2 separate regions of the Homo sapiens genome follow, and region 1 is linked to region 2. The links are chromatin loops, found by intact Hi-C in ENCODE. Cell type or tissue: natural killer cell. All regions are shown on one strand. Each heading gives the region's core, and the rest is flanking DNA. Links, peaks and the distances in the headings are about the cores only. Region 1 overlaps PPP2R2B (protein phosphatase 2 regulatory subunit Bbeta). Region 2 overlaps PPP2R2B (protein phosphatase 2 regulatory subunit Bbeta).

Region 1 (15,277 bases), core at 3,914-11,913, 91 kb before region 2:
GAAATTGAAACAAATTTATGTGGTTTGGCTTCCAAGAAATCAGGATTGCAAAACATAAACAGAACAATAAATATAGTTATGAGAAAGAATCAAACTACTTGGAGTCTGGAAAAACAGATGAGTAGAGATCTGGTCATGAGGAGATGAGATATGCTTGGATAATCCTAAACCAGCTGCGTCCGAATTGTCATTTTTTTAGACTTCTATGCTGGCTTTATATTTGAGAGATTTGGGGTTCAAATGCATTAAATAACTTTCCGCTTTTTTCCATAAGATTAATATGAGACTCATTGTAAAACTTTACAAATTAAAATGACAAAAGGAACAAATTGACAAGTTGCCCATACTGCACAAAAATTAATCATGATGAACCTTATGTTGTATTTCCTTCCAGTCTTTAAAAATATTCATGTATGTTTGATCACATTATTGACACTGTATTTTTTCACTTGAAATATGAACATTTCCCTTTCTTTTTAAATCCCTTGCTTCTTGCTTCTCGATTTAAATTAAAATGTATATTCCTCATAGACTCACATATGAGATAAAATGAATCATTCTCCAACTCATTTTCTTGGGAGAGAGTGTTTAATTTTTAAATACGAATCCTCTTAATTGTTATGCTATTCAATTAGCACCCTTTAACATGTGACTTTATGCCAAGTTGTTTTGAGCTTAGATGGCTTCTTTTAGCAAGGATTTAAGAACCTGGAGGTTAGGTAATTCCACTGTATAAAGACTTACCCAGTCATTATGTAATTTGTCTCTCTATTCAGTACCCAACATCCTCTCTCTCTGACCTATTTATGTCAACTCCTCCTCATCCAACAAATGGTGTTAAGTATGGAGGGAGATAGGAAAAGAAACCCTTTCTTGATCAGTTTTTTGATAAAGTCCCTATCTCTTCTTGCCTTGTGCTCCTATCATAGAAGTTAATTTTTGTCAGAGAGACACACAGCCATCTGCTTTACAGACCCTAAAATATATTCAGGGATTAATAACTTCTATTCAATATGCCAACCTCACAGAGACAGCATGTTGAGTTTCCTGAAATGTATTCCCAGAATAACATTCAGTGAATCTTAAGACAGGAAGTCACATTCCAAAAACACCTGCAAATAATCTGCAATAGTTGAAAACTGCAGATAATGGGTCTCACATAATTGGGTCATAAATTTAATATTTTAAAAAACAGTAGTTACTATTTATTGAGGGCCGAATCTGTGTGTGCCAGGCACTCTGCTAAGCATCTTGCAAATGTTATTTCTAAGTTTTTCAACAGCCCACACAGTTCAAAGGAAATTGAGGTTAAGAGAGATTGAAGTATATAGTTTGGCCGACTGTATCTCTGAAAATACCAAACAGGAATTCCACCTACCATTAGTAGACAGAAGAAAGTAAGCTGCATTCTGCTGGGGGAGCCATCTTATTTTATTGATTTTTTCTTCTATTTCTAAACTCTTCAGGTAATCGAACTCGGGTTCATGGCTCTGGAATGTGCTGTAAACATTGTATTCACCCCTACGATGAACCTGATTTTTACTCTGTAGGAAAGGAAAAAAATACACAACAGATTAAATCACAGTAGCCAACTGTAAAACTCGCCAACTCCCTTTTTTTTCCAGCAGTCATTGGGGGTGGGATGAGGGCAGGGCCATGAGGATGAGGGCAGGGCCATGATAGTCACTAGCACCTCTGAAAAAAAAAAAAAAAAAAAATATATATATATATATATATATATATATATATATACACACACATATAATTATACACATGAACTTCTGTACTATCATATAGTATACATAATACATACATAGAAATATTAAAATAGAACAAAATTTTAAAATCAATATAAATAGAAGTTCTAATATTTTCTTTTTGCATCCTAACAGATGCTGCAGTCACCCTTTGGAGTGAGTCATCCCACAGTGGCATTCGTAAATACTTACATCGACCCCTTAAAGAGAGTACAAAATTGTAGCATCTATGACTTTCATTGGCCTTTTAAGATCTCACCTGATTCTCATGAAATCTCTGAGGTAGGGTGGGGCAAGGAAATGGACAAAAGAGGCTCAGATATTAAATGACTTTCCCTAGGTCTCACAGCTCATAAGGAGCAGATTTGGGCATCAGATATGCCCCTGCTCCTTTTTTTTTTTTTTCTTTCCAACATGAGTGACAAAGCAGACAGGAGCTCAGGGATGCTACCTGCATCATTAAGGAATGATGAGACTTTACCTCTTGGCTTTCCTCTAGCGCTGATTATGCAATGAGCAAACAGCAGGGACTACATACATGATGAGAGAATTAAACACAAGGGCAAGGGTCTGCAGAAACAGGAAGAAAAAGAAGAAAGGAAGAGAGGAGAAAAAAAACAGGATGTGAAAGAAAGAAGAAGAAGAGGAGGAAAGTGGAAAGGGAAGTTTTATTTCAGATATTTTAGGTCCTTATTACCAAGAGCTTCAAGAAGCAGGCTTTGAAAAACTCAAAAATTCAAATATGAGTCTTATTAAACATTTGTTATAAAAGCTTGACTCTTAATAAAAGGGTTAATTTCCAAATGTATATTTCTAGGTGGATATAAAATATCCAAACCCAAATCTCAACTTACTGACCAGTGAGAGTGCTGAACCCTGGGTGTGTAATGTATTTGTGCAGACTCTCTGGGTGTGTGCCTCCTGAGAATTCACTCCTGGAGCTCACTCACTGAAGTCAAAAGCAGGTCTGCCCTAGATGATGTCACATGGGTTTGTTTCTCGGATTTAGTGCTCATTTTAATCCCAAGACTGGCCACAAAGCTTAACGCTTAACTGCAGGTTCTTTATCCTCACTGACATTTATTTTTTATTGAACAAAACTACCCTGCTTTAGAAAATGTGTCCCCCATCATTCTACGAATGAATCAGGCTTCCCAAATATTTCACTAAATTAAAATAGGTGAAACCTATAAATAGCTAATGGAAAATGTAGAGCAGAATATTACTGGCAACATGCTGCCTTGGGTAATTTATGCTAAATAGCTCCTCCGGTTCCTCTTTATCATCACTGCGAACTTAATTGGTTTTTTTTTTTTTTTTTTTTTTTAAGAAAAAGCTGGAAAAGGAGGTTTGAAAATGAGTGTTCAAAAGACTTTAAATGCTGACATACTTGGTACTATCCTGCTCATTTGCAGAGAGAGCCAGTCCACCTTAACAATACATTTATAAGAGTGTTGATTTGCTACCATCCAAATCAGACTGTCAAGTGTGTGTAGTATGTGCCAGACCAATTAGCACTAGGCAGCTCTGGAAAAGCAGGAAAAATTCCAGGTCATGAAGAGCTATTAGTTTCTACTTGCCAACCACATTTTCGTGTTTCCAGGGCCAATGGAATAGGCTGGATGCCTGATTTAATGCTGAACACTTGAATTTATATGGAACCCCGAGGGATTACGATGCCCTTATAGAAATTAATTGCAAATAATGTGCAATTACTAAATATATCACCTCTAAATGAGGCTTTCCTTTTTTGAGGGGAGGTGTACTGCAAGTGGCTTTGAGGCACAAAGCAGGCTTTAAATTGCTAGGGAAGTCTCTTGTGAAACCTTCCTCTCACACTGGGCCTCTCTCATGCTTCCCGAGTGCCCGGTGAATCTCAGAGGCAGGCAGTGGCAGATGGGAGAGCTACTAGAACACAGACTGGCCTGCTGGAAGCTCGAAGACCATGCCAGGGGAGGCCAAGGAAATCAAATTGGGCCATAATTCCATTTTGACAAACAGAAGCAGACACCAAAAACCTCAATTTATATGAAAAAGAGAAACAATTCCTAGTGAAACCCATGTCTCAGGAAGAAATGGGTTTATGAGAGTTACTGGAAGTTAGAACTCCTGCTCAGAAATGGTCCTATATGTAGCACTCAGCTCCAGGGCCCTCTGTGTCACCTACAGTGATACTGTGATGTGTGTCATAAGCTTTACTCAGACGCTAGTTTGTGGCCTTTTACCCCCTTAGGTGAGGTAAGCTATCATTTTCTTCTCTGCTGTCCCAAGTTGTCCTCTTCACATCTGTTGGCAAATAAACTATGTTTTTTTCCTCCTGCATATTCTGGCACACCTGAAATCAAGGGAGACTGAATTTCAATGGCTCTATGACAGATCCCATTGAAAAAGGAGGAGTTACGCTCAACAAGCACCCATGGAATTTTGCAGGTCAGGCGAGAAGTGAAGTTGTTTTGCAGGTGTAACATCCAGGCGTAGAAAGATAAGGCCATGCCCAGAAAAGGCTCTCTTTTACAGGGCTTTTATGAGTCTGAATGTATAACAGTTGATGTTAATGACTTTTTTGGCAGTTTTTAGTTTTCGAGCAAAGCAGCAAGGTTAAGGGCGACACATAAGGATTAAGGAACAGTAGGAGGCCTCCTTTAAAAAGTGAAGAAAATGGGCATTTTGCATTCACCACCACTTACCTCCTGCTCTCGTTGAAATATTACAACCCGACCCCCCTTGTCCCCTGTCGCTAGTAATTCTCCCGTGTGGTTGAATTCTACCGTAGAGATAATGTCAGCTGCAAAGAAGAAGACAAAGGCAATTTAAGTAACTGCACACTTACTTTGAAAGGATAGATAATAGATATACTTTTCTGTGCATTTAAGGGCTTAGGGCTTTGTCTCTGCAGTGGAATTTACAAGGATGTTATGTTCTGGGTTTTAAATGCCACCAGAAGTGGCACTTGGGAAGTAAATTTCCTAGATGCCCACACTGCACAGTGGTCTCCTGGAACATCTGGAGAGAATAAAAGGGAAAAACACATTTATACCCTTTTAAGGAAGAGAAAATTAACTTCATGATGGCTGAAGGAAATGGCTATTTTCTTTGATGATTTCTACCAACCACAGACCCTTCGTGCATCCACGGCCTTTACACCAAGAATCTTCCCCACACAGGCTTCAGTTCTGGCTATTCAAATCAGGGCTGGGGGCTGTGATGAAGCAGGGTTAGGATGCTTGAAGCTTAGACATGGAAAATGGAGGAACAGAGCACAAAGAAATCATTGGGAAAACTCTGCCAGTCGATAATTCAAGGAAGGAACTGACGAATGCTCCAGCTTGGCCCGTGCCCCTTCTTTTTTTGTGAGCCCAACACATCCTTCTGGAAGAGCATGACTTATTTCAACCCCAGGAGAAGGGTGCTGAGAAAACAAGGTCATAAGGGCAGAGAAGTGAGGGCAATTTGTACTCTGTATTTCTAATCAGAGAAAATGCACAGGCACCAGGAACTCAGATCACAGATAATTGCTGAAGGAATGCCAGCCTGCCAAGTCTTTCTTCTATGCTGGTTACCCCTGGAGGAACATGGACAGGTAAATTACCTATGATTGGATTTATTAGGGCTATTTTTAGAAAAATGTCAGAGGTTAATTCCCCCACAATTATTCCCCTGCAGGGCTCCAACAATTGCTACCAAGAGTGCAAATGAGTTAAAAAAAAAAAAAAAAAAAGAGGCAGGGGAATTATGACTATGGCCTTTGACAGGAACATTCTGAAGATAATGTCTAGGTAAGGAAAGCAAAGGGGAAACAGTGAGGTGGAAAACTAAGGCAATTACCCCTGAGTAATTCTGATCTCAAATCTTACTTTTATATCATTATTTCAGGATTTTCTTTGTATGCCTGATTTATTCAGGTAAGTAGTGTAAAATTCTCCACTTCACATATAACTGTTCTTTTCCATGTATGAAAAGGCTCCTTATGGTCATTCATTGTGCAGAAGTTAACAAAAATAAGGCATAAACCTTGGTCACTTTCAAGCTAGACACATTTAAAAGAACAATTCTTGATTTCTTGTTTTGACTTCTTAGATAATTGACCTCCTAGATAGCAAATACAAAGGCCTGCAGGGCCACAAAGTAACATAGGTGAACTAGAAGGACTATGTATGTCTCCTTTAAAGGGGCAAGAGGCTATTCAGCTTAAGCTGATTGGGGCCATGATTGCCTGTATTGCCATGTATTGCCTGATGTTCTCATTGTTTAAATATATATAGGAAGCTGGAAATCAGGACTTTTATGCAAAAATCTCTTAAAGTTTATACATTGGCAAGTATTTTTTCCAATGCCATGAGAATGAAAAAGTTAATCATATCTGTGGGCTGAATGTGGTTTGTGGGTTATCAGTTTATGACTTCTAATGTACAGAGTCTTCATTTGGAATAGGCTATCTCATTCCAATACTGATGCTCTTAACTAGAAATCTAGTTCATTTTCTCGAGAAGACTCCAGTGAATACTACCTTAAGGAAACACAAAATAAGCAATATGGTTACTAAGTTCCAGATGTAAGTTTAGAAGGTCCATTTATGTAACCAATGCCCATGAATTGAGAAGAAAGTCCAGCCAGTGAGAAAGCCAGACACCTCAAGTGAGTTATTTGACCACTTTCCTTTGTTACAGTTTGCCCATCTTAGCAAACTACTCCCATGTTTAGACGAGAGAAGGCATCTACTTAACATTTGCAGTTGCTTCAGATTGCCCTGCTTGAAAGTACCAGTGCTAAGTTACACTTCTAACATTAACCACTGCTTCTGGCTTTTCAATGAATGGTTAGCAAAGGGTTATTCATGGGGCTTCCAAATTTGGGTACAGCCTAAAGCGGGCATGTCTATTGCTTTTCACTTTTTGTCTTTGGTCAGGTACAAAGGCTGGTCCAGTTCAAGGCTCTTGAACTGCTCAAATACAAACATTTCTCAGAAAGAAAGAGTAGCAGGAAATAATGAGAGGGTGGTGGGAGCCAGGCCTGAGGTTTACAATGCCTGGCTCTTGTCTCAGAGCTACGTTCTAAAGTTCTGCTTACATGCAGTCTATGCCCTTTCACTGGACAGTGATTAATGCAGAACACTAGAGTTCTGGGTGGGCTGCAAGGGCCTTACAATGAGAACTAAAGATGGGCCTTTCCTTTTGGTGAAGTTGGGTATCAGAAGAGAGTTAAGTAGCTTTTCCCAGTGTGAGCTCTTGGCTCAGTTGCCAAGAAGATATTACTCCAAGGGCAACACTTGCTTTCCCAGGGGATGACACATACATTTTCCTTCTTCCTAGACTCTGAAAATGTCTTTACTCTCACTTTAAGACCCATGCAAGTCAAAACAAGGCAGGATTCAAGTGGAAGTCAAAGTCACATGATTTAAGCCAGTATTATTAGAATTCTGCATTATGGAGTATTAGGCATGGTCCCAGGTAATACAAATATTTCCTTTGTTTTCCAAGTGTTATTATTTTGCAATGCTATGTCTCCCTCAAGAACCTTGTAAGAGAAAGGGTGATTTGCATGGCAGGATTCTGAAATTCCTTAGCCCTCTTGCAGAGTCCTTACCTTTATTTTAATTCTACTAGCCAGCTGCTCTGTACATGAACCTGTTTATATCATGCTATTGTCTACTTCCCTTCAGAGAATAAGCCGTGGCAGCTCAAGTTAATACTTGTTTTGAACTTTCATGTTTCCTGACTCATTTATCATTGCTAAGCCAGTAGGTGTAACTGGAATACTTTACTGCCCCATCCATCTCTGCATATCTTCATCTATGACTGTTTAATAATTGATGCAAAACTCATGAATCATTATACATTCCAATTTCAAGATACTGAAACTTCTGATACAAATACTCTTGTGTTTGCAGCATGCTCTTTGGTAAGGCAGTTTAAACTGGAAAATATACTGCTCAAGACAAAATAATTTTGTGATATGGTAAGAGGATGTAGTAATAAGGTAGCAAGTTTAGAGATAATAACGTCATTTGAAATCATGATCCACAGAAATCAATTCATCAAGTTCAACATGGCTTTCACCTTTAAATTGTAAGTTTATATGACAATTCCACATTTCATTAACTGCTCAGCCTAATCATGCTGTTGATCAAGAAACTACAAACTTGAGCATTTTTCCTCTGTTGTATATAGATGTGGATAAAGTACACAATGACTAAAAACAAAAGCCAGAAACAGCTAGAAAGGTCAGATGTAGTTAAAGTGATTTTTAAAGGAAACCCTGGGTAGTGTGAAGTTTGCCTTGCTCCAAATCTATTTGTGCTGATTTAATTTCCACAAGATGGTGGCCTGGTAACCCCATTTCTAGCTCAATAGGCACTATTAAGGCTGAGTTTATTATTTTTTTTTTAAATCAATCTCAGCATCCTACAAAAGTTCTAGACTGGTAATTTCATACATAAAGTATTATTTACCTGAATAATAGATATTGACTTAACAATGATACGCATGTGAGGCTAATGATTGTGAGGCTTACGGAAACAGAGGAATCTCCTAGTTCATCCCTAGTCTCTTGCAGTATCATGCTAGGCTGGAGTCTATGCAATGCCAGAGAATTGAGTTGAGGCAGGCACCTGGATTATTAGGTGATATACAACTCACATAGGAGGGTGACTGTTTTGATAAAATGGAGACTCAGTTTAGACTTAGGATCTAAACTCAAAGTCTACAGATGGAATATCTTACTGACCAGGTCACTAGCACTGACCTCTCAACATCAATCATAGAGATGGAAATGCAAGGGTAATGCAATTTAGTTTTCAGAGCCCATTAAATGTTTTATCTTTCATCTAAGAAACATTTGGTAGATAATATCATAAAGTCATTTACCCTACTTGCATCAGCTGACTAGTTCTGCCTACTCAATACCTGGCTTTATTTCTGATGACTGGATTGGGTTTTGGTAGTTTTCGCCTTCAGCTAAGATAAGAACAGAAAATATATTTCATAGTGAATGATAATGGTGAAATGATCATAGTTACCAGGTTTGTGTTGAGAAGGTTTTGCGGGGTCACTTCTAGGCTGGGGTGCCATGATTAATGGGTAATGAATCTGGGTGGGTGGTGGGGGAGGTAGGATGTGTATCATTTGTCATCCCAGCACAGAGGCTTCTAGCTAGACTGGCAATGACTACTTTGTGGATCATTAAACAAACGGGATTCTTAGGTGTCCTGATGGGAATTACAGTTGTTCCTCCCATCCATATAAAACTGTGGTCTCCTTCTTGGGTCCTGGATCACGGTCCAAAGTCAGCATCCATTTTCTCTGATAAGGTTTACTTTACCAAAGTAACTTACCAAGTTTTGGTAACTGAAATAGTGCATTTGAGCATATTTTCCACAAATAGGGGGTTGGGGAGGGGATAGGAAAAAAGTCTGGTTATGGCCAAACCCAAATACTCCTACTGGGATTATGCCAAGATGACCTTGTTGAAAGATGTTAATATGTCATAAAATTTAGAAAATAATCAGTCAATAAAACAGTTTATGTCAAATGATTGCAATTTTGTCAAAGTGTTTTCATTTCAGAATATATCTTTTCTCTTTTTTTTTTTTTTGGCAGAGCTAGCTGAGGTTTTATTTTGGACAGAAAAACAAAACAAAACAAAACAAAAAACAATTGAATTGTTTTGTGGCTGGAGGCATGGGCAAGGGGCGGGGGTCCCCAGGCAGTGAACTCCCCCGCGGGTGGGCTGAGGGCTAGGGCTGAGCCTCAGGTAAGTCTCCTGTTCCCTGTGCTTCCTTGCACAGCAGCCTCCCTCCTAGGCTTTGGGGCAGCCGTAGGAGGGGCAGGCTGGGAGGGGCTGCCGCAGCTGTTCACTTGAGCAGGAAATCAGAGGACACCAGCTTCCCATCTCGGGTCTTGATCTTCTTCACAACCATGGCCCTGGTGGAGCTGGTGCGGCTGAAGGAGCTGGAACCTGCGCCAGAGCGAGAGCTGGAGCTCAGGCCGTAGCTGAGGCCAGAGCCTGTGAGGCCCCCATAGGCCAAGCTCACACCACCTGCATAGCCGCTGGTGGTCTTCGTATGGATACTCATGTTCTCCATCTTCCAGCAGCTTCCTGTAGGTGGCGATCTCGATGTCCAGGGTCAGCTTGATGTTCATCAGCTTCTGGTAGGCACGCAGCTGCCGCGCCATGTCCTACTTGGTCTGCTGAAGGGCGGCCTCCAGCTCGGACAGCTTAGCGTTGGCATCCTTAATGACCAGCTCCCTGCGCTGCTCCGCATCTGCGATGCCGGCCTCCAGGGAAATCCTCCCGCCTTTGAGGCCCTCAGTCTCAGCCTGGAGCCAGCTGATGTTCCGGTTCATCTCAGAGATCTCAGTCTTTGTAAGACGCAGGTCTTCCCAGCCAGCGTCTGCAGCTCCTCATACTTGATCTGATACATGCTCTCGGCCTCAGCCCGACTGCGGTTGGCGATCTCCTCGTACTGTACCTTGACCTCAGCGATGATGCTGTCCGTGTCCAGGGAGCGGCTGTTGTCAATGGACAGCACCACAGACGTGTCCGAGATCTGGGACTGCAGCTCCCGGATCTCCTCTTCATACAGCTGCCTGAGGAAGTTGATATCGTCAGCCCTTCCAGGCAAGACTCCAGCTCTACCTCGTTAATGTAAGCTTCATCCACATCCTTCTTGATGAGGACAAATTCATTCTCCGTCTCTGTACTCTTATTGATCTCATCCTCATAGTTGTTCTTGAAGTCCTCCACCAGCCCCTGCGTGTTGCCAAGCTCCGCCTCCAGCTTCAGCTTCTCCTGGCCCAGAGTCTCCAGCTGCCGCCTAAGGCTGTTGATGTAGCTCTCGAATATGTTGTCCATGTTGCTCCCAGCCGTCTTCTGCTGCTGCAGGAGGCTCCACTTGGTCTCCAGCATCTTGTTCTGCTGCTCCAGGAACCGTACCTTGTCGACGAAGGAGGCAAACTTGTTGTTGAAGGTCTTGATCTGCTCCTTCTCCTGGGTGCACACAGCATGGATGTTGGGGTTCACCTTCAGGTTAAGGGGGTTCAGCAGGCTCTGGTTGACTGGGACGGCAGTGATGCCTCCCATGCCACTGGCCCCACCATAGGCCACCCCGGAAGCTGCTGCTGCCCACTCAGGAGAAGCTCAAGGAGCTGATGCAGACACCAGGCCCACTCGTGTAGGAGCAGCTGCAGAAGGCCCGGGTGCCAGAGGTGGACACCTTGTAGGACTTCTGCACCCTGATGGACATGGTGGAGGCAGGAGTGGAGGCAGGCGGGCTGAACCAGGCGGAGATTCCAGAAGGAGTGGAGAAGCTGCTTCTTGGTAGAATATATCTTTTCTAACAGGTAAAGCAATATGTACACTTACAGAAACTTCTGTTAATGACAAGGTGGCACTTAAAATATAAAACTAAGTTTCCTTTACAATCTGACTCTCCTACAAGTAATTGTTAATGACTACACATACCCACACACTCTCTCTCTATAGACAAAAGTTTATCAGAGAGAATCCAAAATTGTACTTTTTGGTGTAGAACGTACATAATTTATTTTCTTATGGTCTTTTTCTAAATCTTCGGTATTTTCTATATTTTGCCATAACCATAAATACTTGAACAATTTTTAACTTGTAAACAATTTTAATTTGTTTTCAAACTGAATGAAAGATTTTAGCACTCATCTCAGCAGCTTTAAAACTTTTTAAAAATTTAAAATTTATATATAGGCTGGGCACGGTGGCTCACGCCTATAATCTCAGCACTTTGGGAGGCTGAGGCAGGTGGATCCCTTGAGCTCAGGAGTTCGAGACCAGGCTGGGCAGCATGGTGAAACACCATTTCTACCAAAAATAAAAAAAATTAGCTCGGCATGGTGGTGTATGTCTGTGGTCCCAGCTACTTGGGAGGCTGAGGTGGGAGGATCACTTGAGCCTGGGAGGCAGAGGTTGCAGTGAGCCGAGATCATGCCACTGCACTCACACCTGGGCGACAGAGCCAGACTTGGTCTCAAAAAAAAAAAAAACACTGTATATCTGTATATCTATGTATGTGTGTGTGTATGTGTGTGTGTGTGTGTGTGTGTGTGTGTGTGTAAAATTCACTTTTTGTGGCATCCAGTTCTAAAGGTTTTGACAAATGCATAGAGATATGTATCCATAACCACTATCATGATATAGAACAATTCCATTGACCCCAGAAAGTTCCTTCATACTGCTCTTTTTAGTGGACAATTCTTCCAAAAGAAGTAAAATTATGGGAATAAAATGAACTGATAGATATAAGAGCTTGTAAGAGTTAAAAATGCTGTGTAGATACAGTGTCTCTATTGATATGACTCAACTTGATTTGGCACCAATAATTATTTTCTTAGTACACAGAGTCAAAGATTTTTTTTAATCTTTCTGTCTAGATGTTATTACTATTTGGGATTCTGTTTGGATGGTATGGAGCTAAAAAAAATTCATCAATACACTTTTGCCAACCTGCATCCAAGCTACGTTATCCATGAAGTATTCTACCTTTTCACCTATGCCCTTGTCTAAATGGAACTATGTTTGAGTTCCTGATTCAGTAGCGTTACCTTCTTAACTTGACACTGCTTCTCACACTCATTTAGTTTGGTACTAAAGACAGAAGTAGTAAATACACAGTTCTGATTACACATGCCACATGCTTGCTATCCTTGACCTACTGTGTGTAATACGTTCTGTTTGATCCAGAATTGTTTCCTCTGTCATCCAATCAGTGTCTAGTATTTGGATACTGAATATTCTTCCTTTCATTTAATTAATTCTGTGCATACTGGTTTTATCTTCAACCTGGTGCTGGTTTACCTCTTAGATGAAAGAATACAGATAGAAGGGTCCAATAGCTCCAAGTCCCAAGCTCTTATCACAATGGCTGTTTCCTACTTAACCATAAGTGCAGTATTAAAAAATGGGCACTGCTTAAATGTCAGTCTGACCCTGTAGATCAAGCCCATTAATGGCATGTGTTATGTCATGGCAGATACTCTTGGTTGGCTACTCCTACTCAGAATCTTTCTTCCTTGCCTGCCTCCTACTGTCCCACTGTAGAGGCTGGAAAACCCACATACTTGCTTTTTAGCCTCCCTTGTGGCTAGGGGTAATTGTGTGACCCAGATCTGGCCAATGAGGCATACAGGAAAGTCTACTGGGGAAGCAGGAGCGGGACAGAGATTCTGGGAAAGAGTTTTCTTCCCTGAATAAAAGGAAGTAAGTGAGGGAAGGCCTTCTGACCGGACTCTTCATTGCTTCCTGCCTTTGTTTGTAATTAAATGTGTTCATAATACGTGGGGCTGTGGCAGCCATCATGTGACCATGAGGTAATAAGCCTATGGACTTTAAAAGGCTAAGAAGCTGAGTATGACAGATGGGAGAATGGGACAATATCTTTGATGACACTGTTGAACAACTAAAACCTACCTTAAGACAGCCTATGTCTGAAATTGTTAAACCCTGTGGTTTAAGCTACTGTTAGTAAGTTTTCTGTTATATTCATCTAAATTCATGCTACTATACATGTCTTTCCATCTTTGTTTTCCTTATAGCACTTTGCACAGGGCCAGGTTATTAATGCATGTTGAGTTGGAAACTCCCTTGCCTTACAACATATTTGCACAAACTCTCACATGCACATTTCCACTTTACTCTACCACACAACCAATTTTCCTTCCCACTTGCTTGATTCCTAGTATTAAGATGATTTGTGTTTTTCCTCCTTCCCCTGCTGTGGAGATGGTGTATTATTTTTCAACCATTCAGATATGAAAGCAGCTTACTGGGATAGAATGCCAACCCCAATTTATTCATGGTGTTCATTGTAAAATTATGACTTCAGAGGGACCTAGCCACACCCTCTTTAGGAGCCAAGCTTTCCCTGCTAATATGCAGGAAGCCCACCATGCTTGCTGAGCTGTGAAAATCCAGATGGTGGGAAGCAGGTGAGTAATGAATGCCATGCTGTTCCCCTTAAAATGCACACAGCTTCCCCAGGCTGACCAAATCTCCAACACTAAACAGGTTTGAATCAACCCAAGGACATGTGGGTTGATAAAGATTGCCTTTTATTCAAAACAAGTTCCTGCAACATAGAAGCCTAGAAGATAAAATTTTCCCATAGTTGGAACAAAACTTGCCTAAAGGGCAAAGGAGTCTTAAAAATTATAAGTCTCTGAGTACAGAAAAATCCAGTGGGAAATTGATAGCAGTCCAGACTTGCCTACATGCCTGTGTGGTTTACAGTGGAATCTGCTGTCAAGGTGTTTACCATCTGTCACCCAATTTTTCAAAAAGCAGAGGAGTAATTAACTGCTCAGGCAATACAAACTCTGTCAATCATTCAGATCTATTATCCGCACAACATGGGACATCTATGGCTGACCCCAAAGTCAGCAGGACTCCAGGTCCAAAATGAGAAAGTTCTCACATCTGTGGGGGAATGGGAGTTCTTGGGCAGGCCCTGTGCTACCTGCTACCCAAACACACATATTATGGCATCTGGCACATGTTTGGTCAGAAATTTTGCTTTGCCAGATGTTCTGAAGTCAGTAAGACATGGTATCCACTTTGTGGAAGCTAAAATTCCCCATATTTTGGGACTGGCTCAGGTATCACTTCCTTAAGAAGCCCTGTGTGACTTCTTTTAAGCCCAACACAGCTCCCTTTATTATGCAGCCTCATTGCTCCCCATACTTTGCCTTTATAAGTTATCACCACTAATCATTAGCATTTATCACAATGATATTAGAATCATTTATATGCCTGTTTCAGTCTCTTCATTGTAAACTTCACAAGGAACTTGTTCACCACTAAACCCTCAGTGCCTAGCTGAGTCTCTTAGTATATAACAGATGCTTCTCAATCTTTTTTTTTCTATGCTCACAAGTCATCAAGCAATCAATCTTTTTTCTTTAATGGATCACTGAATGGGCACTGAAGAGAGCCAATACCAAAGTGGACCAACATATAGAGAATGGATAACCCTAAACAAAGTATCAATAATCAAAATATGTATGCTGGGTAGATGTAAACATTTACTTAAGATGTGAAGCAAGAAAAAGTTCTCATTTGGAATAGTGAGTGTTTGATGATTTTAGAATGAGATACATTGCTCAATAAATAATAGATCTTGTCCTAAAAAGCCTTTGCAGCACTGTCAGGGATTCAGGGTCCTATGAATAACAGGAAGAGAAAGCAGATGGGTTGGGGGAGAGAGGATGTCCAGGTAGGGTCCTACTTGGGAGAGGGCATGGAGGTGGTAATAAGAAAGCCAAAGTGGATGAGCAAATACATCTGAGATGAAAGGACTCGATTTAATGAATGCCTATTATGTGCATGTCACTGGGCTGGGTACCAGAGATATAGTAATAAACAAACACTACTGGTACTTGCCCTTGTGAAACTCTCAGTTAGAGGACTGGGAGGTAATGGGAGGTTGGGATACAAGTACAATGTTGGGGAAAGGTTGTTCAAAGATTCTGATCATAGAGATTTTTAAGTCAAAGAAT
Region 2 (15,277 bases), core at 4,210-12,209:
CTGCCCTATTATTTTCCTTGCCATGGCCTTTGTTGAGGGTTGCAAACTCAGATGCCAGGCAGATAATCTCCATGAGGGGAGCAGGCTGGAAGGGAAATATGGCAACCTGGAATACTCCTACATGATCTACAGGGTGATCACTATTGGCCAACTCCAGCTAACTGTGGTCATGAAGGTTGTATGTACACACTGTGGCCACAGGATCAGATTTGTCAAGGGAAGATAGACGCATAGATTTTTTTAACATTTAAAAATTGTATGTTTTTCAAATGTTGGCAGCTCATTTAAAATATTTTAACTGGCTGAACAAAAGCCTTCTGTAGGGAGAGTTCAGATCTTGGGCCACCAGAGCTCTTCCTTCCTTTCCTCTCTTTTCTCTTCTCTCCTCTCCTCTCTTTTCTCCTCCCCTCTCGCCTCTCCCCTCTCCCTTCTCTCTTGTCTTCTCTTTCTTCTTGAGATGGAGTCTCACTGTGTCACCCAGGCTGGAGTGCAATGGGGTGATCTCAGCTCACTGCAACCTTCACCTCCCAGATTGAAGTGATTATCTTGCCTCAGCCTCCTGAGTACCTGGGACTACAGGCGCACACCACTATGCCTGGCTAAGTTTTGTATTTTTAGTAAAGATGGGGTTTCACCATGTTGGTCAGGCTAGTCTCGAACTCCTGACCTCAGGTGATCCACCCACCTCGGACTCCCAAAGTGCTGGGATTACAGGCGTGAGCCACCATGTCCAGCCTATTCTTTCTTTCTTTAGGCTCAAATCTTAACAGGTGTGATAATAACATGCTGCTTCAATGAAACACTGCATCTTTGGCTTTTAAATTTCTCTGTCTCTCTACTATAGTTAAGGAGTTGAGTGACAAACTGTCTTTCTCATGTCTGCTTTCGGAGGCAAAGTCAAAACTGAGCAGGCTTGGTGGAAGCCTGATTTTCCAGCTGGAAATGAGAATCCCTCCCTCTGCCTCCTCCATGCCGTTGTGTGAGCATTTGCGCAAGTTGCCTCCAGTTTTCTCATGTGGTTCGGATATATAGTGTCTTCTACTGAGTCTAGCTATATTTTGTCTTGGAGGAGGAAGAAAAATAAATCCATATTAGACTCCAAAAAATATAGCTTGGCTTCAATCTCCTCTGCCCAAATTTTGGGGATAATGGTAAATTCCACACTCACCAGCCACATTTTTTTTTTCTTTAGCACACCCTGGTTTAAAGAAAAAAAAAAAGGGAACAGTAACCTCCAAAGTAGGGAGGTTTAGGTTGGACAGAGCAACCTACAATCTTAACATTAAGTAATTTGGAAAATTACTTTAAAAATCTACGGTGGGGCTGGGCACAGTGGCTCACGCCTCCCAGCACGTTTGGGAGGCCGAGGTGGGCAGACCACCTGAGGCCAGGAGTTCAAGACCAGCCCAGCCAACAAGACGAAACCCCGTCGCTACTGAAAATACAAATATTAGCCAGGCGTGGTGGCACATGCCTGTAATCCCAGCTACTTGGGAGGCTGAGGCAAGAGAATCCCTTGAACCCAGGAGGCAGATGTTGCAGTGGTCCGAGATCGTGCATCATTGCATTTCAGCCTGGGTGACAGAGAAAGGCTCTATCTCAACAACACAACAACAAAAATTATGGTGAAGGGTACTCTTTAAATATAATCCTTTGGGTTACACTTAAACACTCTGCAACAACAGAAACAAAACTCTCTGCCTTGGGGTTTTGACTCACACAGACCTCTAAATTCATTCATCCCTCTCAGTTTCTTCCAGAGACCTTAGCATCAGCAAATCAATCTTGCTCACTGTTGTACCCCAGCACCTGGCACAAACATTGGTAAATATTTGTTGAATAAATGAATAAAATGAAAAAAGGGCTCAGATCAGTTGGGACCAAGATAACATCTATGCAGTGATTTATTCATTCAAATATGTTGGAATGAACTCAGGTCCCTAAGGAGCGTGCTCCAGGAACAAAAGGTGGCCACTGTTGAGATCACTGTGAGGCTTTTGTTTTGCTCTGTAGGGTGGAATCCGAGGGCAACAGCTGATTGTGTCTTGACAAAAGAGTAGGAAGGAGGATTTCTGAGTGAATATGTGGGTGGAAAGGCAAGAGAAAATAGCCAAAAACTTGGGGGGCAAATGGGTAAGACTTGGAAAAGAAAAAAGATGTTGGGTATGTGACATAACCCTTTCAGTCTCTCCATAAAACTTTCAGTAACATGTTCACTATCATCAATGATTTTAGAATCGAGTAACATGGTCAGTATTAATAATATAGCTATCACACATGCTTAACATAGAGAAGCAAATATAAATACAAAAATACAACAAAATCTCTGGAGCAGTCTCAGGTGAAACAGCCAAAGAAATAAAACCTTATACTTCAACATGAAAATCACTCAAAGGTACTTGGAAAACACTGTTGATTTACGCAAAGACATTTACTGAGCATTTACTATGGGCCTGGTGATGTTATGGCAAACGAGACAGTCACGGGCATGGTCCCTGCCCTCAAGGAGAGAGAGGCAATACATCTAAGAAATAGGACTGTATCAGTGATGGGGGCTCTGAAGGGAATAAAGAGGAGGTGGTATAAGATAATGATAATGGATTGGATTTAATATTAAATAGGTGGTCAGGGCTGACCTCTCTGAGGAGTGACAACTGAGCCTAAATGTGAAGGATAAAAAGAGGCCAGACATAAGAATGTCTGTGGATAAACCTTTCCAAGAAGAAAAAAGAGAGATGTGCAAATGGCCGGATGTAGCAGATGGTCAGGCAGGCAGGGGCCAGATCAGGGAGACAGAGAACATAACTAGGTCTGCAAGGATAATGGGTAGAGGGGCAAAGTCTCAGGGAAGTTGACTGAAATGCAGAGGTAAAATGTAATCACAACACAAGGGCCTTGACATGCCCCATCTCTGGGGGAAATGTTCTCAAACACTAGCCCTCCAGGGGGCAGGAAATAATGTAGTCTAGTTAATTGCCCTTCGGGACTGCTCTGTGTATGAATGTAAAACTAGGGATTATCCAGCCCCAGATGCAAATGAAAAGGGCACAGTGGGTCACTGGTTTTCCTGAAGACTCTTCTCACTTGAGATAGAAGTGAAAATGCCAATTACCCTCATTTCTGTGGAAGGGAACTGGGAGAGGAGAAACACCAGAGAATTGTGCTTCCGATTGGCTTGAAAATCATAACAACCACCCCAAAATTAAGAGAACAGGAAAAAAGCCCTTTGCTCTTGGGACCTTAAGTGATTAGAAAGAGTTGTTATTTGGCTGATTTTCACACTTCATTAGCATATGCATGATTTAATGAGGGAACATGCTGGGGGGTTGGCACGGGTGAGGGCAGCTCTTTCTACCCACAGACTAGAAACTGGGGCAGTAGCATTGGGAGCGCTTAATTACGCCAGCAAGGCAACAGAGATCAGTGCACAAAGGGGGATGAGCATATGATGGGGACTTGGAACAAGTACAGAAAGATACCCCAATGTCTGTCTTCACCTCTGAGCACACCTGCACTGAGCCATAAGGCAGCATTGCCTAATATCCCTCCCAAGGATAAATCCACCTGTGATAAACCTCACACTCTCCTTCTCTTGCCTCAGACACCTAGATTTTCTTCTCTGAAAATCCTACAATGGCAGGAAGAGTGAAGCATTATATTATGATTGTCCACATTCCATTTAGCATTGAAGAGAGGAGGAAGAAAGTGGGACAGTGTTTTGGGGACAGAATAAAATGAACTCTTGAGGAACAGTCAGACCTTCACATTTTGATTCTGAACTATACTAGAGTAGATACACAAGTGGAGCAGAAAGGACAAAAGTCACAACGAATGCTGCAAATCGGTCAATGTTTAGGCTTTCTTTTTCTCCATTCAAAACACCCCAAAGGAAGATGAAAAAGAAGAAAAGGCAAAGAGAGACTACCTGCAAAGGAAGGACTCAACTATGCCCAGTCACCTATCTTTTAGGACCTGTTTCTCTTCTTGTGTCCTTTGGAAGGACATATATATAACACAAAAAGTAAGGAGTAGAATGGTGCGGGTCTTTTTGAAAAGTGGCAGGGAATTTTACAACTGTCACACCATATCTTACATTAGCACCACGTTCAATGTCATGTAACTATCATACTGCTATATCTTAGTCCATTGGTCTATTCTGAGATATTTTGCCAATCTTTTTCTGCTTCTTATAACTCTTCAGTGTCGATCCCCCCTTTTTCTATTAAGAAAATATTATTTTTCATTTTTCAGCCCAATCTGCTGTGTGTATGTGTGTGTGGTGTGTGCACGTGTGCGTGTGCGTCTGTACAGCTTACAGGTCTGAGCTAATCGGCATATTCCCTGCCCCTGGCAACAGTGATTGGTTCAGGCATTAAAAAAAAATCCAACTTGGACCAATGAGAGTTAGGTCCAGATTTTCACTGCTACATTGAGAAGATTCCAACATATTACTTTTACTCTCTTCACACTCACTCCTCAAAGCTCTCCAAACATGTCAAACATTTTCATACCTCTGTGCTTTTGCAGATGCTATTCCACTTCTTGAATGAATGAAGAAATCCATCAGTTCTTCCATATGTTATTTTGGCTTGAATCCCCAAACCTTATGCTACCATATTTAATTTAATAAGCACACACTCACTACTATTTATTATACCAGACCACTGGCTGTCTCCCAGCAACCCATTCTTTTCTTCTTCTGCCAATAATCCCCTGACTTTCCCTTTTCTTATCCTCAAGTAAAATTTGAGAGGTGCTGATTCCTCCCGCCACATGAGAGTGAGGCCCTAATTGGCCTAATTCATCAGGTATTCCATCTTACTGAATATAGGGAATAGATTTAGGGATAAGCACAGAATCCAAACAGAGCTAATGAGATGTTAGGAGATGTTTCCTAAGGATTTAAGGAGATGTGGAACCCTGCACTATGGCAGACAATTTTCTACCACAAAGAGGCTGGAACAGCTGCTGGGTCTACATAGAAAGCAGAGGACAGAGACTATTGAACCCGGGTAACATAGCTAGGCTCTAGATCAAGCCTTACTCAAAACTAGTGTTCTTTAGATCTTTTAAGGTGTGTGTGCCTAATTTTTGATTAAGCAAACTTTTAGTAGGATTTTTTAGCCTGTTTAACCAAAAAATTACTGGCCAATACAGTGACAAAATGTTAAATAGTTCAAGAGCCCAGCCAAAAACCTGTGGGAAATTATAAACTATCTTCTGAGTCAATGCCACATTGTTCATGCATTCATCCATTCAACATGTAGTTGACCACCACTTACTATATGCCAAGTACTGTCCTAGGATGTTGGGGGTATAACAATGAACAAAACAAACAAGTGTCCTTTTGGAACACAGATTCTGGTGGAGGGAGATATGTAACAAACAATAAATAAGTAAGGTATGTAGTATGTTAGAAGGTGACTATGGGAAAGCAGAATAGGTTAATGCAGATCAGAAAGACTAAAGGTGCAAGGGGACTTCAATTTCAAATAGGTACTCAAGAAAGGCTTCATTGAAAAGGCAACACTTAAAGCCTTGAAGAAGTAAGGAAATTGGCTATGCAGATGTCTGGAAGAAGAGCAGCCCAGGTAGAAGAAACTGCCAATGTTAAGGCCTTCCAGACTGGGGAGTTCAAGCAGCAGCAAGAAGGCTACGGGACAGGCAGAAAGCAGTAGGAAGTGAGGTTAGAGAATAAACCGAAGGACAGATGATGTAGGGTCTTGCAGGCCATCATAAGGGCCCTTTTTTACACTGGGTGAGGTGGGGAGTCATTGAAAGATTTTGAACAGAAGAGTGACATGATCTGACCTAATTTTTTATAGGAATCAATATGGCTACTGTGTGGAGAAGAGATTTGGGGGTCAGTGGTAAAAGTGGAAGCAGGGAACTGCTACAACAAAGTATGTTAGATACTTGCTTGCATCAGCACGGTAGCAGTGGAAGTGATGAAAAAAGATTAGATTCTGGGTAGATTTTAAAAATAGAGCCAATATGATTTTCTGATGCATTGCATGTGGAGTGTGAATAAAGAATGACTGCAAGGTTTTTGGCCTGAAGAACTAGAAGGATGAAGTTGTTATCAACTGAGGAAGGGACAGTTGTAGGTGAAAAAGGTTTGTTCAGGAGATGATCAGAAGTTCAGTCGGAAATATTAAGTCTGCGATATTTTATTAGACATCCAAATAGAAATTTTGAAGCAGCAGTTGCATAAGAAAATATGGAATTCAGGACTGGACTAAAAACATGAATTTGGGAGTTGCTGACATATAGATACTATTTCAAGTCACAAGAGTAGATGAAATAATAAAGGGAGAATTGTACATAACAGTGGATCCAAGTACTAATTCATTTAAGTCACTTATTTAATCCCTATAACCTTGTTAAGTCAGTTATTTTTATCCTAATTTTATAATTAAGGAAATCGAGGCTCATGGATATTAAGATCACACAACAGCTTGGCCAAGAGCATATATGCTCACCTGTGTATAAAGACATAAATAGCTGAGCTGGGACTGAAACCCAGGCAGTCTGACTCTAGAGTCTGTGTTCCTGTCACCCAATATTGCTGCCTATTCCCAAGTGGAATTTTTAAATCAGCTGATACATGTTTAGGGTTAGAAATAACGAGAATATAAAGGACCTAAGTGTGGGCAACAGAGCCAAAAGAATTCAGTTCCCTGTCTCTAGGGTTATACTGAGCTGCAACTACAATGCTGAGACAAAGGTAAGGGCTGAGGTATCTAAACACAGGGAGACCAGTTTGCTCAGTGGTCCCCACACTTAGTCAAATTCACTAGATGCAGCTTTCTAGGTGACCATGCCTAGACATTGATTCAGTAGATATTGAGTAGAGCTCAGAAATTTCATTTTGACACATATCTCAGGAAATTCTGAACACTTTTTGAGAAATGCTATTATAGAAAATAGACTTAGTTTGACTCTGTCCAATAACTCTCCATTCCCAAAGACCAATAAAACTGGCCTTTATCTTAACTTCACAAGTAGGATTGTGACTGAAGAAAGATATCTGTACATGGCTAATGACTACAGCTTAGCTTGAAAAAATAGTTTGATACTCTTTATGAAGGTCTTCAGTCTTCTTTTGTCAATCATAATCAATTTCCTACTTGAACTGAAATTGATCTTTTATTTAGTCATGTTAGTAAATAAAATAACCTTGAACTTTGCAGAGCAAATGGTAGGTTTGCACTAATTACTCATTAAAAGTGTGTGAGAAATTTACATCTTTCATTTGTCAGTGGAGACCCAAGCTTATTCAGATAACTTTACCTAATGATAGTTGCAATCAAAGTGTAATAGCTTTTAACTTATGCTAACAAGTGACTGTACTTACAATAAACTGCCACAGCAGAGCTATAAATAAAATGGGTTGCTATGAATGCCCACTTCCTTTTTAGTTCTGACTAAATAGACAAGTACAGAGCTTCTCAGAAATGCGCATATAACTCCAATAATTCTACAGTTGAGTAAGCCCAGAAAAACATGGAAAAAAGAGCTGATATTTGCTTGAATCAAAGGTAACTGCACAAATGATTTCCTTCAATACCAAATGCCATTACCAACTGTTTGCACATCCTATTGCTTTATGTTTTTACTTAGGGTTTTGAAAACAGCCCTTATGAATTGTCTCTATTTTAGTGATATGACTAATCATATTAATATGGTGCAGTTTTATTTTAAGAATTTTTCCAGAACCACTGACTCATCCAATTTATTGGTTCCACTGGGAGGCAATCAAATGGGACTGGACTAATTTCTAAAACAGGAAAATCAAGACAATGAATAGTGGTGTCTTCCTCCTGCCCCCTATTTTTTTTGTGCAAAATGAAAATATGGGGGCAAAGGAGAAATAATTTCTTAATCACATTATATTAAATACTTACATAGTAATTTAGTGTAGTGATTAAGAAAATGGGTTCTTAGTTGCAATGGTCATAAGCAGGTTATCAGTTTCTTTATCTATAAAATGGGGCTGGTGAAAGTACCCACCTCATAAGGACTGTTAAGGAGATTAGATAGGCTCCCACTTCTGACTATATATCCAAAGGAAATAAAATCACTATCTTGAAGAGACATGTAAACTTCCATATTAATTGCAGCATTATTCACAATAGATAAGATATAGAAACAACTTAAGTGTCTATCAACAGATTAATTAATAAAGAAAATGTGGTATACATGCAAAACAAATATTATTCAGCCTTAAAAAAGGAAACCCTCCCATTTGTGACCACATGGAAGAACCTAATACATTACGCCAAATGAAATGAACCACACACAGAAAGACAATACTGCATGATCTCACTTATATGGGAAATCTAAAAAAGTTGAACTCATAGAAACAGAGTAGAAGGGTGATTACCAGGGGTTGAGGAGTGAGGTATTGGGGAGCTGTTGGCCTAATAAATTCCAGAGACCTAATATACAACATGGTGACTACAGTTAGTAATGTGTTATATACTTGAAATTTGCTAAGAGTAGATGTTATTCTCATCACATATGCATAAAACAAAACAGAAAAAACCACAAAACATAAGCATGTGAGGTGATAGATAATTAGCTTGATTGTGGACTCATTTCACTAGGTATAGTATATCAAAACGTCAGGTTGTGCAACTTAAATACAAACTGTTTTGTCAATTACATCTCAAAGCTGAAAAAGTCAATTTGCATGACTAAAAAACAGAAGATTCGATGGAATAACGCACATAAAATGACCAGCGTAGTATCTGGCACATGATAAAAATTCTTTGTCATCATTAGTGACTATCATTTTTATCTATGCACATTTTTATCTATGCTCAACTGGGTATAAACATGCCTGCATATAGACTATCCCTACGTTTTGTCACTATTGAACTCAGCTGCCTAGTTACTGCCTAATAAGCATCTCTGTTTCACCTCTTCCACTGTAGGCATTCAGTGTGTTTTGCTGCTGACTCAAACAATGGTACACCAACAGAAAACACCCATATAAAAATGTCATTGCAATGATATGACATCTGAGGAGGATTTTAAAATGCAGAAGCATCTTGTTCTTATCCAATTGGGCAATGAAAAAAACCAATGAGAATCTTCATGATAGGTCCACGTATGCTCCCATACGTCCAAGTGTATACATATCTGTTCCTCGAGTCATCACAAACAGAAGTCATCACAAAGGACAGAGTGAGCAGAACTTAAAACCACCCACCTGGCCTATGTGCAATGCACTTTTTACCAAGTGATAAGTTTAAGTTATTATGAGATAGAACACCACTTCCGTGGCATCTGACTGCTCTAGTAGCTACAAATGGCAAACATTCTTCTTCTTTTAATTTACACTCAGAGTGCCCACAATGTGCCATATACTGTGCCAAGGGCCCTGGGGAAAGGTAAGGCAAATAAGGCAAAATCTCTGAGCTAAAGATAAGCCACAGAATATACTATTTCTCCAACAAATACCTAGCAGAGGACCTGGCTCATAATTGATGATTAATAAGGATTTGCTGAATGAACAAATGTACAATTTGGGAAGTCCTATTTACAAACCTAGGGTAGAAAAGGAAACTAATCAAGCCAAATTTAGGAAGTCTCTGTTCCCAGTTACCACTGCCAAAAACCATTATTTGTTTTGTAGCTTCTAAGTCTGGCCAGGAAGCACATGTTTTTTCTTAGTTAGGCCATTGATTCTTAGTGAGTACCATCACCTTGTGATTATTGCTACTAATTAAGGTCCACTCTGAACTTTTATAGTAGTGAGAGTGACTTAATATACCACCATTGGCAATGAGAAGAATCAGCTTGATTTCACCAGCCTGTAACTCCATCCCATAAGTTCTCCACCTTTTAAGGTGGAAGTAGTAAATCAGCTAAACTCTTCCAAAAGTTTTGGGAGTTGACCCTTTGTTAGCTCTCAACGTTCCCACTGTGTTCTCACAGCATGAAAGTGCTCCACCATGATCCATACAATAACAGGCACTGTTCCACTGAAATCAACAGAATAAAGGGCTCTTACATACCCCTTTTCAGCTATTATTTGTAGTGTGACTACAATCATGCTTTAGCTTTCAAGACACTCAAGAACTTAAGGATGCACCATCTGTGGATTCTTGTCATCACATAAAGCAAATAATTGCTTTTTAAAAAATCCATGCCACTATTGCTAATTTTTTCATTTCCACAAGCTACCCTGCTAAACAACCTCTGGGTATTTACATAGCATATTTGATTATGCAGTGGTTTTGTGTGTACTGAACATTATACAGTGAGTCCATGTATCCTGAACTCACCATCTGGATTTTTCAAACCAACTTGCCTGCTTTCTTTTATTTTTAGCAGGAGGATGATAACACCCATCTTTCTGGCCTCTGGAGGGATTAATACTCACAAAAGCTGTAAAGCTGAAAGACTCTGCATCTGTGCTGAATATGATATAACAAGGTATATTTGTAACCTCGTGCTTAAAGAGACCTATCTACTGGGCATCTCCGACTACCAGCAGCTAAGCACATTATTGTCATCAAATGGTATTTATTGAACATGCAGTAACTGTCTGGTGAGCTCCAAATTAATGGGGGACTCCTGAGAACCTAATTTTAAAACATTATCTCCCTCTTTGTTATCTGTATTTGTTTGTTTCAGAGCCTGACATGTTAATTGGGGCTCAGGACTCCAACGCACAACTGCAATTTTCCTTTTGAAAGCAAGAAAGCGGCTGCCTAAAGACAGCTGGCTTAGCTCCTGGAGTTCAGAGGTTGGCAGGGAGCTGTGCAGCCACAAGTGCCAGTAAGTGCCATGAATACGGCAGAAAACTGGAGCTTGTCTCAGGTACAGGCTGAGAAATAGACAAACAAACCGTCAATCTCCTTTCAGAGTCTCCCTTCCCATAACTACTCCATCCGAGACAGGCATTTGTCTTATTTTTAGTCTCCTCCTCAGGAGCTTTCCATTTTTATCCCTAGTATCTTTGGGGACTTGGTGAGTCTGGTTTTGAGCCTCTAATTGGCTTTTACCCTCTAATTCTTTTTCATTCACCCAGAAGGCAAATTGGCCCTTTCCTTGTCTACTTTATCCCAATTTCTTTCACTCGGTTGCCTCATTTTGTTTTTCATCTTCCAAGGAGACTTACCCTCTTCTCTCCTCTCACGTATCACTGGAGATCTGTCAAGCCTGCCTTAACCCTGACTTCCTTAACCTTCCCCTGATGAAGGCTTCCCCAGCTGGTAATTTATTTCTCTAATCCACAGCTTCCACAGTACTTGGTTTGGATTTTCTCTGTAATACATTCTAAGATGATTTATACCCATTGATAGGCATATGCAGAAGATAAATCTTCACACACCATACAGCACTCACCAGCATACTGAGCCTAGAGCAGGAGCTTAAATTATTCTTAGACAAATGAATGCTATCATTTAAATATTATAAGTACTTTACAAAAAGAATGTTTTACCAATGATAAAATCAACACCTAACATAATCTAACAGTGCATTAACACTGAGAACAAACAAAATTATCAACAGTAGCAACTAATATTGACTCAGCACTTAAGAATGCTCTAGGCACATAGCGAGATGCTTTGCTTGGATTATCTCTTTGAATCCTATCAATAACTTGATGAGGTAGGCACTAATATTATAGAAGGGAATTGTAGCTTCAGGAATTAACTTTCTCCAGGGTATACAGCTAACAAATAGTAGATCTGGGAATCAGGTCCATGTCTGTCTGACCTCAGAATTTGCTATCTTAGCCACTTCACTTCTGTCTTCTTTTTCCTTGTGAGCCTGTTTAAAGGGATCTAGTCAGGCTCAACCAGAGTGACTTTGAGAATTTATAAAACCATATATATAAAAATAGGTGACAGATACACTGAATACTCCGAGGTGACTTTTTAATTTCTGTAGAAAATATCCTCTGATTCCCATTCCGGGGCAGCCAGAACAAAGCAATGGCCAAAGAAAGTTTACTTACTCCCCAGTTCTTAGATGGAGTTATGATTTCTTCACTAAACAATGAGGAGGCCAACCTAGGTTCTTAGAGCAAATCTTGTTTTCTAGCGATGAACATATTTCTCCTTGTCTTTGACTTAGATGTTATTTGCACTAGCCTAATTTAAATTGTTAACACAGTACAAATTTTAACAGAAAGACAGAAAGAGAATGAATATGAAAGATTTGGGCTGCTGCTGGTGATAGTGGGGAGCTCTATTTACTTTTGGTTAAATGCCAGTGCTGTAAGAGTCCAAGGTCAGTAAAAGAGGTGTGAAACCAATTAGGGTTTCTCAGCTTCTGGCTGCTGGAAGATATGCATATTGCACACCCAAAATATACAGTTTTGTAAGGAGGTATCGACAGGCTACAGTCACTCTGCCATGCTGCACAATGGCATGGTGCCAATCTAGCCTGAGACAACACATGTCCACTCATGAGTTTTGGGTTAAAAGTGCTGCAACCCAAAAGAACAGAGGTGAACAAAAGAGATTCAGCAAGACTGGGAATGAAGCATGAATCACAGATAGAGGAGATCACCATCAAAAGCTTAGGAAAAAATCTGCCAAAGCTATATAGCTCTCTGCTAATGACTATGATTGTAATTTCTGCATATTTTAACAGATGTTCTGTTTATAAAACTGCAAACGAATTTAGGGGTTATGAGTAAAGCCAGGAGGCCCTGGAGATGTTTCTTTGTATGATTAACTGACCACAGGCCATTTGTTTTACAACAAAGATGCACAATGATCCATAGTCCATGATTTATACCAGCCCATGTATACTAACGGCTGATGTCTCCATGGTACTTCTCATTAGCATCAGAAGAGGGATTGCAGGGAAACAGATTATGGGAATTGCTCTCCCATTGCTCAACACGATAGTTCATTAGTGGGTGTGGAATCGATCTGAAAAAAAACCTAAGACGATAATCATAAGCTGAAATTTGAATTATTATAACAATTAAGGAAGTCAATTCAATCATGAAAGAAATAATATGGATTTTTATAGCTCTAGGTCCATGCATCTTGATAATTGGAAATGAGAGGATTTTCTGTAATTTCCAAATAAAAGATAAATATAAATAAAAGATAATAATAATAAACATAATATTACTGACTTGTACTGATTACCTATCTATGGATCAAGCATTCTGGTGGGTAATTTATATAAATTATCTCACTTCATCCTCACAACTGTGTATTGTAAGGATCCCCGGGTACTGGTACCAGAATGGCATCAAGGTTAGGGGCATCCCAGGCTGCTGGCTATTTCTTTTCCTCCTCAAGACCCTTCTTCTTGGAGGGCACTCTCTAATGCTGTCTCTACCAAATTAATTTTCTCTGCTTCCTCATAGCCACTGCTGCCTCATTACTTCACAGCTCAGACTTGCTCTCATAGTCTCATTTCACCTTAAGTTCTCAGAGCTAAATACCCTGATGGTATTTTTTTCTGGTCTCAACTCCCAAGAGAAGAAATCTGATAGACTCAGCTAATTTTTTTTGGGGGGTGGGGGGGTGGACTAGGTCACATAAAAAGTCATAAGCCCATCTATCGATTGGTTACCTTTCTGTACTCCTGCCCTTCGGTCTAATCAGCTGTGCTTGGATGGGGTAGGAATGACTAGGGGTTCAAAATAGGGGGGCTCTCCAAGGAAGTGAAATCAGGATCTCCAAGAGAGATCCACATTCTCATGCTCATTGCAACACCATTCCCAATAGCCAGATATGGAAGCAACCTAAATGTCTGTCAACAGATGAATGGATGAAGAAAATGTGGGGTATGTGTACATACACACACACACACACACACACACACACATATACACACATGTATATATATGTGTGTATACACTGGGATATCATTCAGCCTTTAAAAGGAAGGAAATCCTGGCATTTACAACAACATGGATGAACCTGGAGGACATTATGCAAAGTGAAATAAGTCAGATGCAGAATGACAAATATTGCATGATCTCACTTATATGTGGAATCTAAAATAGCTAAACATAAAAACAGAGTAGGATAGCAGTTACCAGGGCCTGAGGGGGTGGGGAAGGAGAACATGTTGGTTAAGGGGTACAAAGCTTCAGTTATACAAAATGAATAATTTCTGAAGATCTGATGTACAGCAATGTGACTATAGTTAACATTATTGTATTGTAGACTTGAAATTTGCTAAAAGGGCAGATATTAAGTGTTCTTGCCATATATACACAGAAAAAGAGGCAACTATGTGAGGTGATATATATGTTAATTTGACTGTGGCTAATATTTTATGACACATACATCAAATCAAGTTGTATACCTTAAATATACACAATTTTAACTGTCAAATATACAATAAAACTAGAAAAAGAATAGGGCCCCTTTATAACCTTTTAAGTGGAGACTGGAGCACAGAAGATGCCCTTGGATGGGGAAATCACCATCAGTAAATACAGTTCATGCTGAGGGTGATGGGAAGATACAGGCTGTGGGGTCAGGCCGCCTGCCTCTGCCTCTTATTGGCTGTAGGACCTTAGGCACTTATGTTAAAAGACTGAGCTTTATTCACTCACCCATAAAATGGAAATATTACAATTACCTACTTAATAAGGGTGCTATGAGAGTGAAAGGGATGTACAAATGCTTAGCACAGTGCCTGGTGCAGAATCCCCACTTAATAAATGCTGGCTATTATCATAATCCCGTTAATACATTTTATTAATAACAAATTATAATTGCAATAACAACTTCTCCAGAGCTAAGCCCAAATTCGAAGATGAGTTAGTGCTCCAAGTGGCCCCACTTAACCATGCTGGAATGAAAGGGAGGAGCAGCTGCATGTGTCTGTCATTCAAATCAATGGGGTAATTCTGTTTTTATTGTGAACAGACAAAAGCTGTGTCCTCGGCTGGGTCCAAATGATGAGATTCTTTATGACTAACTGAGGCAGAGGTGATATTCTCAGACCTTCCTGAATGACCCACACAAACACCCAATGGTTCTTGGAGCTTAAGGAGTAACAATCTGACTGAGGAAGTCACCACAAATTTCATGCTCTAGTCCCAGTTTCACGCCCCCTTTTCTCGCATCCAGAGTCTTATTTCCCAAATTTGCTTTCCCTGCTCTCTCTAGAATGCATTGGATACTTCCATTGGAAATGTCTAGGTCAGTACCTAACATCTGGCATAGCTATCTCCAAATTTGTTGGATAATTAAATTCTACCCAAGAACTCAACAGGGGGGTGGCAAATGAATACCTGAGGGCACTGCCTGGCTTTGGAAATTTGAGTGCATAT

What was found. Hi-C counts contacts between places; a loop is a spot of excess contacts. Peaks named below come from ENCODE experiments on the same cell type or tissue, not always from the same donor. Only the 100,000 strongest peaks of a DNase experiment are listed, where the experiment ranks them.
Region 1: a loop joins it to region 2, with 2.3 times the contacts of the local background. A loop is called at or near these places in 1 of 110 quality-filtered maps.

Annotation. Positions count from the first base shown.
Region 1 is chr5:146,696,601-146,711,877 of GRCh38, forward strand. PPP2R2B (protein phosphatase 2 regulatory subunit Bbeta) reads right to left here. Exons shown (of 10, transcript NM_181675.4): 3 at 4,445-4,542; 4 at 1,379-1,544. It also overlaps the pseudogene KRT8P48. Among named protein-coding and RNA genes, the nearest start is that of PPP2R2B-AS2, 140 kb to the left of the region's middle. In natural killer cell, for the core only: no CTCF peak of the experiment used is centred there; no DNase peak of the experiment used is centred there.
Region 2 is chr5:146,787,132-146,802,408 of GRCh38, forward strand. The region is part of intron 2 of PPP2R2B (protein phosphatase 2 regulatory subunit Bbeta); the gene reads right to left. Among named protein-coding and RNA genes, the nearest start is that of PPP2R2B, 84 kb to the right of the region's middle. RefSeq lists enhancers at 1,597-2,298, 9,566-10,360. In natural killer cell, for the core only: no CTCF peak of the experiment used is centred there; no DNase peak of the experiment used is centred there; H3K27ac peaks cover 2,384 bases.